Regions from separate parts of the Homo sapiens genome. Here region 1 is linked to region 2. The links are chromatin contacts, found by Hi-C or POLR2A ChIA-PET in ENCODE. All regions are on one chromosome and are shown on one strand. The core of a region is the stretch at or near the end of the contact, and the rest is flanking DNA. Distances in the headings are between cores, read along the strand shown. Region 1 overlaps LINC00865 (long intergenic non-protein coding RNA 865). Region 2 holds the start of IFIT5 (interferon induced protein with tetratricopeptide repeats 5).

Region 1 (5,406 bases), core at 2,588-5,087, 420 kb after region 2:
TATAGTGAGCTATGGGAGGGAGTAAAGGTATATGTCCATGTTCATTTTCTGATGATTAGTGGGAAGTGTCTCATAACATTCTTGTATACATTTATTTTTTATTTTTTTGAGATGGAGTCTGACTGTCACCCAGGCTGGAGTGCAGTGGCCCAATCTCTGCTCACTGCAACCTCTGCCTCCCGGGTGCAGGCAATTCTCATCCCTCAGTCTCCTGAGTAGCTAGAATTACATGGACACCACCCTGCCCAGCTAATTTTTGTATCTTTAGTAGAGATGTGTTTCTCCATGTTGGCCAGGCTTGTCTCAAACTCCTGACCTCATATACCTTGACCTCCCAACATGCTGGGACTATAGGCTTGAGCCACCGTGTCTGGCCTTATATACATTTTTATACACTATTTTAGTGCTCTAGAATCCTTAGGGCAAAGTAACTATGTGTGTGGTATGTCTGTGTTAAGGATAAGATGGTATCAGCCCTAGAGTCTGATGCATAGTTGAGCCTTAATTTTATGCTATTACTATATTTATTTAATCAAAAACTTATCTTCCTTACTCCTTTTCCTCACATATAAGTAGCTTAAGTGTTAAAATATATTCTTTCTTCACACAATGACATTAAATCTATGTCAAAACAATTACCTTTCCAGGAACAAATAGAACCTGTCTTGCTTGGAACTTAAAAATAATTTTTCAAAATCCAGCAGAACATCTCTCCTTTTTGTAAAGCATGATTATGTCCTACCTACACACATTAGGAGAAACTATACCTTAAAAATATAGAAAATTTATGTTGGGGTGTGGCGATTCATGCCTGTAATCCCAGCACTTTGGGAGGCCTAGGCGGGCAGATCACTTGAAGCCAGGAGTTCAAGATCCACTGACTAACATCATGAAACCCCATCTCTACCAAAAATACAAAAATTAGCTGGGCGTGGTGGCACATGCCTGTAATCCTAGCTACTTGGGAGGCTGAGGCATGAGAATCACTTGAATCTGGGAGGTGGAGGTTGCAGTGAGCCAAGATCATGCCATTGTACTCTAGCCTGGGTGATAGAGCAAGACTGTATCTCAAAAAAAAAAAAAAGAAACAAACAAACAACAACAACAAAAAACAAAAAAACTGTATATATAGAAATTTAAAATATAAAAATTTATCATAGCTGTAGACATAAAAGTTATAAAAATAAATCTACAATCATTTCAGTTTTTATTAACTCATTTACTTCTGATACTAATTAAAAATCTCTCATATAAGTCCATTTATAAGTCCAAATAGAATAAACAAATGTTAAGTATCAATAATATTTAAATTTTTTTTTTATTCCAGACTCTGTTGGGTACAAGTGACACAGAAAGTCATCTCAAACTAGCTGAAACACAAAAGGTAATTTATTTGTTTCAATACCTGGAAATTCCAAGAGTTTTTTTTAGCTCTAGTTATAGCTGGATCAAGATGAGTGTCAAATGATATAATGATATTGTCAGTGTTTGAGTGTCTTATCTATCATGTGTCTATCCATACATATCTATACCTACATATATACATATATCACACACGTTTTATAAAAAATTTATCATGTCGACAATAATATTTAAACAAATACCCAAATAAATATTAATCATTGAGTTTTCTCAGAAGGCTAAATCACTTACAAACAAAATGGAACATTTTTATATTTTTATAATTTCCTTCTGGTACTGTGGATCACAGCCACAGAAGGAAATCAGTCTAGTAATATTATAGATAGGACATTCACTGGTCCCAATCTGATTTACATTTTCTTATGGACATTTGTGAATTTTTAGCTCTGCTTAGCATCTAAAATCCAGTGTATGTTTGGAATCTTTTTCAACATTATTAGCCATAGTGTGGAGGAGAGACTGCCTCACCCAATGGGAGATGAAAATGCCAAACTCTTGCTTGCCTAGACTCCCTTGGAGCTAGGACATGACCAAGTGAGGTACATTCCACTAATCAGATTCAGCCATGGAAGCAGGAACCAGTAACTCAAAGAAGCAGGGACTGAGAGCCTCCATTCAGACTGAATTCCTAGTGCAGCTGTGGCAGCAGAGCTAGAGGCAGTGTCACAGTGCAGTAGTGGAGGGGTTGGTGGTGCAGGCTGTAGAGTCTTTTGCTTGTTAGTGTTGGTAGGGATGTCAACATTAGGTGAGCTGTGTCATGTCTTGGTGAGCCTGTGTTTCATAGAACCTGGCTCTTCATACATGCTGGCAATGTAATCCACCCAATATCATTATCACAAACACCTTTCCCATTGAAATTAACCTGAGTTGGTTTCTGTTGCTTGCAGCTGATGAATGGATGACCTTCTCTTCCTCTATGTCATCTCCTTTAGTTATGTATTTATTAACTTAAATCTCATATTACTCTCTTTGGCCTCTGCTACCTGAATCTTCTGGTATCAGCTGAAGAGGGAGTCTGGGAGGCACAGAACTGGAAGTAAGGCCATACTGGGCCTGGGAGGCAGAGAGAGTCCTACTGGAGGGCCCTCAGAAAGTGAATTCAGCAGGCACCAGCCTCCAGCCACAGGGTCCTATGCCCACACTTGCTTCCACAAGCCTGGTCCAGGCCACCATCATGTCGCCTGGACCATGGCCGTATTTCCTAGGGTCTGCCTACTCCTGTCCTTGTCCCTGTAAACACTTTATCAAACACAGGGATATTGTTAAAACATAATCAGATCATGTCAATTCTCTGTGAAAACCTCATTCTCTCAGAGTAAAAGTCCTTATAGAAGCCTAAAGGCCATACATGGTACCCGCTTCCTCCGAAAAATCGCATTCTCTTTATTACGCCTTCGATCCCTAGGAGAACCTAAGTTCAAGAGGAGATGCTGGGCAGGGAGGGGCCAGCCACTTGCTAGGGTGCCCCAGCCCCTGTCTGCTTCAAGAGCCAAGTCATTTTCTCCTGGACCCCTCTGAGCTGAAGACAGGAAGAGCCGGGGGAGGGGGATCTCTTGGTCTGCGCCTCAGTTTCTCAAGAACAGCAACAGCAGAAAAATAAATTGAGAGATGAAGGGGCTACCACCATCCAAGTGGCCACAACCATCCACTCCCATGCCGGCCTGGAGTTAGCAGACGGGCGCCACTTTGCTCTGCTTGTCCCACGCCCATGGAGGGGGGACACCGTCCGGAAGTGAAGGCCAGGAAAACAGAGGGGAGAGACAGCGGGGTGGGGTGGGAGCAGTCGCTGCTGTGAACTCGCTGGAGCCCAGACTCACGCAACTAAGGGGCAGCAGTGGGAAGAGAAACGGAGGGGTGGTGGGGGAGCTGGCGCTCTGAACGCCTGTTCCTTCTGTTCAGACTAGTCTTTGTTTATTTTGCAGCGCAGGAAGGCGGAAGGGAAGGCGGAGACCGGCAAGAGAGGGGAGAAGGCCCGGGGAAGACGCTCGGGACCAAGATGCGGGGCCCGGGTGCGAGCAGCTGAACCTCTCGGCCCCCAGGCGTGGTGACCTGGGTGGCGACGCTCGTGGAGGCCGAGGAGCTTCTGGACCGGCGCTTCGGGGGACCAAGTGGAGAGGCTGCTGGAGTTGTCGCCTGAGTCCTCCCTTAGTTCTTCGCGCCGGCCTCGCCCACGGCTCCGGGTCCCAGCCGCCACTGCAGTCTCCGCAGCACCGAGCGGGGCTCCACCGACTCGCGACCTCCAGCCTCCGCCTCAAGGGCAGGGAGCGCGGCTGGGTCTCTGGAAAGCCATTTTTAAATCACTGCCTCTGCTGCCCCCATGTGAGGTCGGAGTGTCCTCCCCCGTCTTTGCTTTCAGGTTCTTTCAGGTTCCTTTGGGCAAACCCGCAGCTAAGAGTCCAGCTTGTGAACTTGAACCTGAACTTGCTGAAGAAGCTCCCGGCGGCCCCCTGCTGTCTGCGGCCTTTGTTTGAGGGAGAGGCTGGGGTCACCCGGTTGGGCCGCATTTCCGGGGCCGTCACCTGTCGGGCTGCCAGGCCGCGCGTACCTTGTCCCATCGGGGGCTCTGCTCTGCCCCCTGCGCTGATGACGCGGGTGGAAGGGAGGTATCAGGGGCACTCTGGGGAGCTGTACCTGGCGGGCACCCCCCAGCTGCTCTCCGTGGGGTACGACACCGAGACCTGGTTGGGCTGCAAGGAGACCGACTGGGATTCCCGGGCTGGTGGCCGGGGAGACGAAGGCGGGGGGTGAGAGGCAGGAACCCAGGAGGCCCCAGGCCCAGCGCTGTGGGGCTGCTGTTGTCGTTCTGCGTGGAGGTCTGGCCAAACTGGCTTTTGCCCCGAGTGAGGAATTCCTGCTCTTTTTTGGTTTTGGTAAGAGGTCGCTATTCACAGAGGGGGCGGGGTTCGTCCCCTCCAGGCGAGTACGGGGCTGGCGGGCGCAGTGCTGCCTTTCTGCTCTGTCTCTTGATCCCGCTTAGGATCTTTGTGGCTCCTCTGAGTCTTCTTAGAGAGGCCGTGAAAGATGGGAAAGGCAGGTTGCTGAAACGCTGCTGCTCGGGGCTGGCAGAGACCCTGGTATAGGGAAGGCGCACCACTGTGGGTCAGATCAGCTGACAGTGGGGGTTTTAGGTGATGGGGTAACCTTACAGTTCGGATCTCTTAGAACCCAGAAGCAGGTAGGCGATCGCTGCTTCATCACACTTCACAGGGAGTCCTGGATCTTTCCTGTCCGTAACCCATGGACGCCATGATTCAGTATGGCGGAGGTCCGGGGCTTAAGTTCCTGTTCATGCTTCCTAATCATTCATGGATCCATCACAATGTGCTCTGAAGGGCCTCTCTTGCTGGGATTGAGAAGGATACATTTTTTGAGCAGGTTTTTATACTCAATGGACATGTAGAAGGGAATATATTCTACTCAGTTCCCCTCCTGCAGCTCCTTGAAATTCTGTCCATCAAAAGCAGGGATCTGCTGACCAGAGGTGACTGCCACAGAAGGTATCCAGTTTGTAAAAGCTGAATTTGTTGCTGAAGCCAGAATTTGCAATCTTGATGTTTGTGTTAACATCCAAGAGCGTGTTTTCTGCCTTTAAATCTCTGTGGACAATACGTTTCTGGTGACAGCTTGCACAGCAGACACTTTTGGTAGAATTTGCTTCAGTCCTTTTTTTTTCTTTCCTGCTGCCATGAGCAGGTATTCACAAACTTCTCCTCCTGGCTAGTGTGCTTCATGACAAAGCAAAGAGATTCCTCAATATCGATCACAGCAAATGTTTCACTATGTTGGGGTGATCCGAGCCTTCATGGTTCCTACTTTGTGGATGGTGTCTGGAGGAGATCTGCTGAGTCTCATCAATGAACTTCACAGCTGCTGCTTTCCCAGTTAAGAGGTCCCAGGCCAACCTTACCTTAGCCAGGTTGCCCTTGACGATGGTCTCAAGGATCCTAGCTGCCAGTAAGGGTCCCTTCTCAGCAGAGATGGCTG
Region 2 (5,480 bases), core at 1,411-3,910:
CTTGCTGTTACTTGTCTTTGGGCCCTGTGTTTTTAACCTTCTTGTCAAATTTGTTTCCTCTAGAATTGAGGCCCTCAAGCTACAGATGGTCTTACAAATGGAACCCCAAATGAGTTCAACTAACAACTTCTACCGAGGACCCCTGGACTGACCTGCTGGCCCTTCCACTGGCCTAAAGAGTTCCCCTCTGGAGGACACTACACCTACAGGGCCCCTTCTTCGCCCCTATCCAGCAGAAAGTAGCTAGAGCAGTCATCAGCCAAATTCCCATCAGCAATTGGGGTGTCCTGTTTAGAGGGGGGATTGAGAGGTGAAGCTGGCTGGGCTTCTGGGTCAGGTGGGGACTCAGAGAACTTTTCTGTCTAGCTAAAGGATTGTAAACGCACCAATCAGCACTCTGTGTGTAGCTAAAAGTTTGTAAACGCACCAATCAGCACTCTGTCAAAATGGACCAATCAGCACTCTGTAAAATGGACCAATCAGCACTCTGTAAAATGGACCAATCAGCACTTTGTAAAGTGGACCAATCAGCTCTCTGTAAAATGGACCAATCAGCAGGATATGGGTGGAGCCAAATAAGGGAATAAAAGCAGGCCACCCCAGCCAGCAGCGGCAACCTGCTCGGGTCTGCTTCCACGTCGTGGAAGTTTTGTTCTTTCGCTCTTCGCAACGAATCTTGCTGCTGCTCACTCTTTGGGTCCACACTGCCTTTATGAGCTGTAACACTCACCACAAAGGTCTACGGCTTTACTCCTGAAGTCAGTGAAACCACGAACCCACCGGGAGGAACGAACAACTCCGGACGCGCCACCTTTAAGATCTGTAACACTCACTGTGAAGGTCTGCAGCTGCACTCCTGAAGTCAGCAAGACCACGAACTCACCAGAAGGAAGAAACTCCAGACACATCTGAACATCGAAAGGAACAAACTCCAGACACGCCATCTTTAACAACTGTAGCACTCACAGCGAGAGTCCGCAGCTTCATTCTTGAAGTCACCAAGACCAAAAACCTACTGGAAGGAACCAATTCCGGACACACCATCACCTACGTATTAAGCTCAGCATCACTTAGCTATACTTCTTGATGCTCTCCCTCCCACCACCCCCAACTCCAACAAGCCCCAGTGTGTGTTGTTCCCCACTGTGTCCGTGTGTTCTCATCATTTAGCTCCCACTTACAAGTGAGAACATGCAGTGTTTGGTTTCTGTTCCTGCATTAGTTTGCTGAGGATAATCACTGGAAATACTTGCTCTGTATTTAGAGTTCATAAAATTTGCAACTTATAAAAAGCAGATTCGTATACCTAAGTTATTCCAAATGTAAGTTTTCTATTAACTTATCAGTTTTTAAATTTATATTAAATTAAAAATCAGGTTCTTAATAGCCACAGGTGACCAGCAGTTTCTGTATAAGACAGTACAACTGTTAGAAGTGATTGCTTTAAATGAGGCACTCGCTTCAGGCACTAAGTTTTGAGGGGTGGGGTGCCAGAAGCTCAGTGATCAAGGTAGACAATATTTCAATGCAATATGTTTTTAAAAATTCAAAATCAGGCCAAGCATAGTGGCTCATGCCTGTAATCCCAGCATTTTGGGAGGCCACGATGGGCGGAACAATATTTAAGGTTTAGAAAAATATTTGTGCCCAGGTGTTGGAGACCAGCCTGGGCAACATGGCAAAACCCCGCCTCTACAAAAAATAAATTAATTAGCCCGACATAGTGGTGCACGCATATAGTCCCAGCCACTCAGGAGGCTGAGGTGGGAGGATCGCTTGAGCCATGAAGGTTGAGGCTGCAGTGAGCTGTCATCTCACCACTGCACTCCAACCTGAGTGACAGAGTGAGACCCTGTCTCAAAAAAAAAAAAAAAACCAAAATCAATGCAAAAGATGAATTATGGACAGGATATTGAGGTTTTGAATACAGACATTAACTCAATAAGGGTAAGGCCCGTGTCTGTTTTCTTTATTGTTATATTGACAGTACTTTGAACAAAGTCTGGCTCTTACAGTTGTTTGTCAATATTTGCTGAATGAATTCAAAGGGGACAAAATGTTTAAGGTATGGGTGTTTGACATTTTCTGCCTAGATCCCCAATACCACTCTTGTCTTTATTGGGTCCTTATTACAAAGCACCATTGGCGAAGGTATGGAAGAGAAGCAGTCTCCTACAATTGTGGGTAAGAGTGGATTTTTAAAGCTATTTGGCAATATCCGTCAAAACTTAAAATGTATATAGATTTTAGCTCCAAATTTCTCAGTTTACACCCAACAGAAATAACAGCATAGATGTATAGCATTGCAGTGTTGCTTGTTGAATCAAAAGACTGGAGTGGAAGCAGGGACTTAAGTTTCCGCCTGTAATCCCAGCACCTTGGGAGGCAGAGGCGGGCGCATCCCTTGAGATCACGACTGGGTGACACAGTGAGACGCTATCTCAAACAAACAAACAAACAAACAAACAGTTACACGGGCAGCATGCGAACTCAGCGTACTCAGGGAGGCAGATAAAAGCCGAGACCAAAGTGAAGGAGCCCAGCTGCAAATTCAACTCCGAAAGACCCTGGACTCCGCAAACGTCTGGCCGCGGCTCTTGAGCTCTTCTATTAAGTTTCGGTTTCTGAAGCTTACGTTTAGTTTCGATTTCTTAAGTTTCAGTTTCTGAGCGCTCGGCATCTGATTCAATCTCCAGTTTCCTGTTCTTGCTGGGGCTGGGGTCTCTCCTTTAACAAAGACACGCCGCGCGGCCGAGTCCAGGGGCTGCAGAGGCCTGGCGCGCGCACGCGCACGCGCACGCCCACCGCGCGGCTTCCCGCGGTCCCCGGTGCTGAGGAGAGAGCGATCCGAGGGACTGCGCCGCCCGGACGGCCTGCAGAGCGCTGCCATCATGAGGTAAGGGTTTTCCTTTGCCTCTCCTCCCAAGCCCTGCGTCGGCCTTGGTTTCAAACCGGGCTGCTTTTATTCATTTCCAGCGCAGTTCTGCGGCCTTTTCAGGGGCCGAGCCCCTCGCGCCCAGCAACCGGGCATCTGCGTTGGGGACCCTCCCCGGGCGCTCTGTCCCGGCGCGCGGCGTCTGAAGTCGGGCCTGCCGGGGAGGGTGGCCGAGTGGACGCTTCTCGGGAGTCCGGCCCCTCCCCAGCGCCTAAGAAGGCCGGTCAGGGAGGAGGAACAGGAGATGCTCCCCGGGAGCCTGTCCCATCCCTGGCGTCTGCGGTCGGGACTGTCAGGGTATGTGCCGGGCGACGCTCCCCCGGAAGGCCTGTCCACCCATCGCGACCCGACGGCTCTTCTCGGCAGCGGCGACGGTGACCGTGCTGGGTCCGCGGCCGCCGCCTCCGGGAAACTGGTCAGCGCCTGCAGAGCCCCCAGGCGCTGTTCCGGGGGCAGCTGCTACGTGCCACGGGTCTCCTTAGGCCTGTCGCGTGCCTCTCTTTCCAGCTGCCATTCCCTCGGTGTGGCATACGCGGTTTCGCCGCAGCCCTGCAGGCGTCAGGTTCGCCTGCCACTGCCAGTTTGCGTTTCTGATTTCTGGGTCTGAGTTCTTCCCTTCCCAGGAGCTACCTCTGTACCAAGCACAGATTGTTATCGTCCCACCCAATCCGCTGTTTTATGAGGATTTCTTTATCTGTTTCCTTTACTGATTTAGTATGATGGCGTCCTTTTCTTGATCATTTTGTATCCCCAGGGGCTAGCACCCCGCCCTGCACGTGGTTAGTGAACCTTCCGCATTTAATGAGTTGAGGAATGAGATGTTAAGGTCTTGGGCTCTAAAAGCAGATAGTCCCTTGTTCTAAATCCGGACTGAACTCCTACTAGTTGAGTGATCCCAAAGTTTCTCAAACTCTGTGAGTCTGTTCCTTATTTGTAAAAATTAATGGTGTCCATCTCTTGGGACTGTGGAAAAGGACAGTAATAAATCCTATCAGTTGACTGCTTAGCACATAATACTTGCACAATAAATGTTAATTATTCCCATTATAAGTTTAAAAAAAAAGTTTAAGTGCCACCCACACATCTAACTTTATTTTTGAGACGGAGTCTCGCCCTGTCACCCAGGCTGTAGTGTAATGGCTCCATCTCGGCTCACTGCAACCTCCGCCTCCCGGGTTCAAGCCATTCCCCTGCCTCAGCTTCCCGTGTAGCTGGGATTACAGGCGTGTGCCACCACGCCTGGCTAATTTTTTGTATCTTTAGTAGAGACGCGGGTTTCACCATGTTGACCGGGCTGGTCTCGAATTCCTGACCTCGTGGTCCACCCGCCTCAGCCTCCCAAAGTGCTGGGATTACAGGCGTGAGCCACAACGCCTGGCCACATCTAACATTTGTAAGAAAGGAGAGTGCTATCAGGAAGGGGCTTGACAACAACAACAACAACAAAACAACAACAACAACAAAAAACAGAAAAAGACGGTGGCGTGCACCGTATATATGCAGGATGGGGAGGAAAAGGGCTCAGCCCCATTGGGGACTGTCTCCCAAGGACAATGAAAGTCTGCTTCTTCCTAGCAGAAGAACAGAATTACCGAAAGATACGTGTTACCTCTTCTGATGCAATAGCTTCTCTCTTATTAGCTTCCCAAAGACAAAGTTACAAAATTAAGTAGACAAAGTTTAAACAATAAAAATTCTCATGGTGTCCAGTTGTGCATAAATTCCAGAGCCTGGACAAACCACGTCAGTACCTGATTGAATGTCCCTTTGAGATCTTACAACCAAATCCATAATACCTGAGCAGCCCTCCTCATCCTCCTTGGGCTGGGCTGGTAGAGACCTTCAAAACAGGTGTTTGTTTTAGGCAGGGGGCTGGTAAAGCCATGTTGTTGTGGATTTAAGCAGGCTGTAAGGACATGGCATGTCTTGCCCATATTTTTGGTACAATTACACTAGAGAAAGGAACAATTACCAAGGAGCAATTTTACCAGGTTTCCTAGTCAGGATCAGTACTCATAATACAAAAATGGAATTTTCATATTAATTATTGAATATGTATATATTCATTCCTAATTTTCAATGGTTTAGTGATTGCCAAAAGGAAATAGATACATGTAATACAGAAAGCTCTGTCATCTCTCCAGAACTGTTTTTGCAATAAATAGTGAGAATTTAAATGAAATATTTCTAGGACATAACTGTATATAGAAGAAACTCTAGTATAAAGTTATGGGAAACTTATGTTTTAACTGTAAGATCAAATAGGGATAAAATTAGTTGTTATGCAAAGAACAATATTTAAGGTTTAGAAAATTATTTCTTGTATTTCTTCAAAAATTAAAAAGTATTTTATCTTTGACAGTGAAATTCGTAAGGACACCTTGAAGGCCATTCTGTTGGAGTTAGAATGTCATTTTACATGGAATTTACTTAAGGAAGACATTGATCTGTTTGAGGTAGAAGATACAATTGGGCAACAGCTTGAATTTCTTACCACAAAATCTAGACTTGCTCTTTATAACCTATTGGCCTATGTGAAACACCT

The links. A loop is a pair of places that touch in the nucleus more often than their neighbours do. ChIA-PET counts read pairs that join two places held with the same protein, here RNA polymerase II (POLR2A). Pooled maps may share reads with other maps.
Region 1: a loop to region 2 is called in a map of naive thymus-derived CD4-positive, alpha-beta T cell, with 7 times the contacts of the local background. The contact joins the enhancer-like site here to the promoter of IFIT5 in region 2. A Hi-C loop is called at or near these places in 1 of 168 maps with a recorded cell type or tissue (naive thymus-derived CD4-positive, alpha-beta T cell) and 4 of 50 pooled maps. POLR2A ChIA-PET finds 5 or more read pairs at or near these places in 3 of 52 experiments (A673, BJ and CD4-positive, alpha-beta T cell).

The regions. Positions count from the first base shown.
Region 1 is chr10:89,833,874-89,839,279 of GRCh38, forward strand. It overlaps LINC00865 (long intergenic non-protein coding RNA 865), which reads left to right. Exons shown (of 4, transcript NR_038382.1): 3 at 1,328-1,384; 4 at 3,345-5,406. It also overlaps the pseudogene MARK2P16. Among named protein-coding and RNA genes, the nearest start is that of LINC00865, 7.1 kb to the left of the region's middle. RefSeq lists a silencer at 4,003-4,062. Within about 2 kb of position 3,838, at least 21 of the 41 ENCODE cell types and tissues checked have a DNase peak (open chromatin) inside an H3K27ac peak, as active enhancers do.
Region 2 is chr10:89,411,908-89,417,387 of GRCh38, forward strand. It overlaps IFIT5 (interferon induced protein with tetratricopeptide repeats 5), which reads left to right and starts at 2,661. Exons shown (of 2, transcript NM_012420.3): 1 at 2,661-2,896; 2 at 5,298-5,480. The coding sequence starts at 2,892. It also overlaps a transcript of LIPA not described here. RefSeq lists enhancers at 2,518-2,827, 3,438-3,537, 3,638-3,707.